2 separate regions of the Homo sapiens genome follow, and region 2 is linked to region 1. The links are chromatin loops, found by intact Hi-C in ENCODE. Cell type or tissue: PC-9. All regions are shown on one strand.

What was found. A loop is a pair of places that touch in the nucleus more often than their neighbours do. Peaks named below come from ENCODE experiments on the same cell type or tissue, not always from the same donor. Only the 100,000 strongest peaks of a DNase experiment are listed, where the experiment ranks them.
Region 2: a loop joins it to region 1, with 2.5 times the contacts of the local background. A loop is called at or near these places in 7 of 110 quality-filtered maps.

What each region holds. Positions count from the first base shown.
Region 1 is chr5:10,422,798-10,425,297 of GRCh38, forward strand. It overlaps MARCHF6 (membrane associated ring-CH-type finger 6), which reads left to right. Exons shown (of 26, transcript NM_005885.4): 23 at 938-1,027. Among named protein-coding and RNA genes, the nearest start is that of ROPN1L-AS1, 18 kb to the right of the region's middle. In PC-9, a CTCF peak has its summit at 1,504 (motif pointing left); no DNase peak of the experiment used is centred here; H3K27ac peaks cover 299 bases.
Region 2 is chr5:10,266,439-10,268,938 of GRCh38, forward strand. No RefSeq gene overlaps it. Among named protein-coding and RNA genes, the nearest start is that of CCT5, 17 kb to the left of the region's middle. In PC-9, no CTCF peak of the experiment used is centred here; DNase peaks (open chromatin) are centred at 603, 963 and 1,353; H3K27ac peaks cover 2,472 bases.

The DNA.
Region 1 (2,500 bases):
TACTACATACTTTCTATGGGATATAGATGTATAGATGCAGCTGAATGCATGGGGAAAAACATGGATGGTATGTACCAAAAGCTAATAGTGGTTATTGCTGGGGAGGGATCAGGATTTAAGGTAGTGATCACAGAGGACTCCCGTCTTTTCTGTAAAGATTTTGGTTTTATGTAAGAATCAGTCTAAATGTTACATGTGGTTTCTTTTTTTTTTTTTAATACCGTTTTTTGTTGTTGTTGTTTTAAATAAGCTAGATAGAGACCAGGTTATAAAGGGTTTTGTGTGCCTTGCTAAGGACTTCAGGGTTGTTAAGCAGGGAAGTTACGTTCATGATCTGATTTGCATTTAAAGAGATACTTGGTGGTGGTGGGGAAGGGGGCTGTGGGGAGGGAGGAAGTAGTCATCACTCTGTCTGGTGGAGAGCTGGAGGGTGGGCAGGCCAAGAGTCCGTTGCACCATGAGGAGGAACCTAGTAACAGTTCCCCAGTAGAACCACAAATGCTTCAAGCTAGAAGCTATCTGTGAGCCTTTAGAATGGTTTCTTAGGCCAAACTTTGCTCCACAGTCTTAATTTGACATAAATCAGCTCACTTGAAACCAATGAAATAGCCTAAAGATAGTTTGAAATAAAATCTTGGCATTTATTTTATTTGCTTTTTGAGATATCCATTAATGACCAGACTTTCTCTAACTCTTGGGAAAACAATATAGATTTTTAAAAGATAGAAGAACAATTTTTGATGGAAACATTGAATTTGAGCTGTTGAAGAAAAAAAATTCTCTGGGTTTTCAGTACGTTAGTCTTTTGTAAAATTGTTGCCAATCCTATAGAACTTCTATTTTGATGTGAAATAATGTAAGAAAATTATACAGCCTCTCTGCTGTGTTTATTGTTAAAAAACAACAGAAATATGTTAAATGGTTTTTAATTCCCTAGGACTGGGCACTTGGAGTCCTGCATGCCAAAATCATTGCAGCTATAACATTGATGGGTCCTCAGTGGTGGTTGAAAACTGTAATTGAACAGGTAAGCAAAATCAGTTTTCAGAGAAAGACATTCTGGAATTGGTTGTGTTTATGTTTGGCAGCTATAACTCTTATTTCTTATCTTCCTACCTTGCTGAGTTTTCTACATTTTTTTTGATGGGCATATATAACCTTTTTTTTTTTTTTTAAAGACAGCAGTTTAGTTTTACCACTGTAGGGGAGGAAAATAATTTGTTCTCAACCCTTGTTTTTTTTAGTTAAAATGGAACCCTTTAATAAAAGACAACAGAAAAACAAAAGTTTATTAAAGTACATATTTCATATATACATGGAGATACCCAGGGAATGAGTAATTTCAAAGAGGTGGCTTTGAATTCCAACGAATCTTCAACAAAGAATAATAAATTTTTAGAGAAGTGACAAGATGAAGGAAAAGGACTTTGAGTCTCTAGGGGTGGCAAGTGAGGGGAAGCAAAAAATTGGCAGATGCGGCTCCTTAGTAAAGCTTGGCAGTGTTGATTCCTCTGGTGCCATCTAGAGGCCCAGAAAGGCCCAAAGCTCTCTTCAGTGGGTAATCTTTGTCCTTCATGGTGTAGGGAAGTGGGGTGGGCTACCTTTTGTCTTTATACATTTATATTCTGCTTCTAGGCAATAGAGGGAGGACGGAAAGTTTTCCTGCATCTATTCTTTCTCAGTTGCATTCAACTCAAAACAATCCTTATGCCTAAGAGGCATATTTTTAGGGTGGCATATTGTGGTTTTCTATACTCCCATGAATTTTCATCAACCACGTTTAAGCCATCCTTTATCTGAAGGTTAACCAGTAGCTTACGGTATCTAGAACCCTGTTCATAGTGGAGACAAAAATGAAAATACGTGCTTTTTTTCTGGTGAAGGTTGATATTAATGTTTCTAAGCCTGTAGTAGATTTGGAGTGGGGGAAAGGTTATTGCTCGAGGTAATAAAAGAAGACAGAGGAAAAAACATTACAAAAGGAGAGCTGTTTTGGCTTCATCTAGCTACATAGTACCTAAGACTATTATTGTATTACAGAACTGCCAGATAATTTGATTGTTGTGGGAATACCTTGGAAAAGGTAGACTGTGCTTTAGCACTCCGATAATAAGACTAGAAAGTATGGTAATTCATTTAAGGAAAATTTCTATCCAAAATGGCCAACATAACAGATTTTGCTGCTACTTTACGCTTTAGCTATATGGCAAATGTACTTGTGGGGACCCCTCTTATCCTTAGGCCAGTGCCACATAAGTAAGACATAACAGTTCTGCAGCAGTAAAGTACACCTCTTTTTGCTGTATGAGAAGTAAAGACAGTAGTTAGCCAAGCATGCTCAAGAAAATCTGTTCAAAAAGTGCCTGTATTTCAAGATTTTGATTCTTAGGAGTAGGGGGGTTAGGGAGCCAGCAAATTGCAGTGTGTTTGTGTGTGTCTCTAAAGTATGGGCTAATTCTGAAGTCCACCAGGAGTGTGATGGATTGGGGGCTTCTGGCTT
Region 2 (2,500 bases), 160 kb before region 1:
ACTTTGGCCACACCCTCTCCTTCCCCATGTGGAGCAAAAGCAACTTAGGGTGCTTGACCCAAAGGCTAGATTCCCATGTAAGTCCCCATGTATTACTGCTGGTTCCCGATTTCTACACCTGCTAGATTCATTGGAGGTTTGTTAAATGTCCTGTTTTTAATTTCAGCCTACTCAATTTCTATGTGGGGGCAGTTCCAGGATGTCCTGTAGGTGCCAGATTTCATGGACGCTCAAGTCCCTGATAAAAATCGTGGTATTTGCATATAACATACATCCTCCTGTATACTTTAAATCATCTCTATTATTCATAATATCTAATATAAATGATATGTAAGTGTCATACTGTATTTAGGGAGTAATGACAAGAAAAAATCTACATGTTCAGTACAGATGCAATTTTTTTCTCTGAATGTTCTCAACCTGAGGTTGGTTGAATTCAGATGAGGGTCAACTCTGCAAGCAGCCGCTGTGAGGCACAAATGTCACAGGGAGGGCTAAGAGGCCCATCTCTCTGTTACATTGGACTGAATTTCTTGACTCTCATTTTCTTTCTCTAGGTGAAACAGCTCCAACAGATTGAGGGTTGGGGGGTGTGGCCAGAGGAAGGTGACACGGTAGTAACTGACTAATCAGTAATTTGTAAGCATGGAGAAGTTTCTCCAACCTAGGTGTTCCTTGCAGGCAGTCTTGGCAGAATGGGGTCATCTAAAAGCACCAGAAAAGTGGGGACCAAAGGCAAATGGCCGAGAAAGTGTTGAAGGGCAGGAAAAGTGGGGAAAACACGACAAGGTAGTAAAAATATAAATGTGTGTGCCCTATCACTGCTCTAAATGGTTTATGTACATTAAAACTGGTTTTCAAAGTCTGCTCCATGGATCCCTCGGGGTCCTGGGTCTTTCCAAGGGGCCTATGAGTCAAATGTATTTTCCTACACTGAAGTTACTGCCCTTTTCACTGTGTTGACTTTTGCACTGATGGTGCAAAAGCAGTGACCATTAAAACCACACCTTAGTGTGAGTCAGGTAGTGGCACCATACACTTTCAAAAAGAAAATCATCTTTTTGGCCAGGTGCAGTGGCTCGCACCTGTAATCCCAGCACTTTGGGAGGCTGAGGCAAGAGGAGTCGCTCTAGCCCAGGAGTCAGAGACCAGCCTGGGCAACATACACCCTGTCTCTACCAAAAATAAGTTAGTTGGGCCTGATGGCATGCTTATATGGTCCCAGCTACTTGGGAGGCTGAAGTGGGAAGATCCTTTTGAGCCCAGGAGGTTGAGGGTGCAGTGAGCCATGGTCACACCACTGCAATCCAGCCTGGATGACAGAGCGAGACTCTTTCTCAATAATAAAGTATGAATCTTTGACATTGCATAATGAAATGTGTCAACAACCGGAAGATCTGCTCACTAGACCAATATTTGCCAAATATGCATATGATGTTACAGCATCATGCATAGGTACCAGACCTTTTCAAGATGCAAGATGGACCAGTGTGACAGAAGAAAGTGTATTCAGTCTATCACTTGTTGGGTTTTGGTGCAATATCGAAGAATATCCAGTTTTGTGAAAGGCAATTAAAATACTTCTCCCTTGTCCAACTACATATCTGTGTGTGGCCAGATCTTCATATTCCAGAACATGCTGTGGCCAGACACAGTGGTTCATGCCTGTAACCCAAGCACTTTGGGAGGCTGAGGCAGGAGTATCGCTTGAGCCTAGGAGTTCGAGACCAGCCTGGGCAACAAAGTGAGACTCTGTCTCTACACAAAAAAAATTGTTTAATTAGCAGGGCATGGTGATGTGTGCCTGCAGTCTTACCTACTTGGGAAGCTGAGAAAGGAGGATCCCTCGAGCCCAGGGGGTTAAGCTGCAGTGAGCCATGACCATGCTGTTACTGGCGTTGAATCTGCACAGGTCTGCAACAGCCTCAATTCTCGCCTCCTCAGAAGAAAGAATTCGGCTGAGGGGCATAACGCAGGAGAGACCAAGGCAAGTTTTAGAGCAGGAGTGAAAGTTTGTTAGAAAGCTTTAGGCCAGGCGCGGTGGCTCACGCCTGTAATCCTAGCACTTTGGGAGGCCAAGGTGGGCAGATCACTTGAGGTCAGAAGTTTGAAACCAGCCTGGCCAACGTGGTGAAACCCCGTCTCTACTAAAAACACAAAAACATTAGCCGGGCATAGTGGCAGGAGCCTGTAACCCCAGCTACTCAGGAGGCTGAGGCAAGAGAATCGCTTGAACCAGGGAGGCGGAGGTTGCAGTGAGCCGAGATCACGTCACTACACCCCAGCCTGGGTGACACAGCAAGACTCCGTCTCAAAAACCAAAAATAAAAACAAAAAGCTTTAGAGCAGGAATGAAAGAAAAGTACACTTGGAAGAGGGCCAAGCGGGCAACGAGAGATCCAATGCAGGGTTGGGCCTTTCAACTTGGGGTTTTATATGTTGGCGTACTTCCAGGGTCTTGGGTTACTTCTCCCGATTACACCCCAGGCATGGGCTGTCG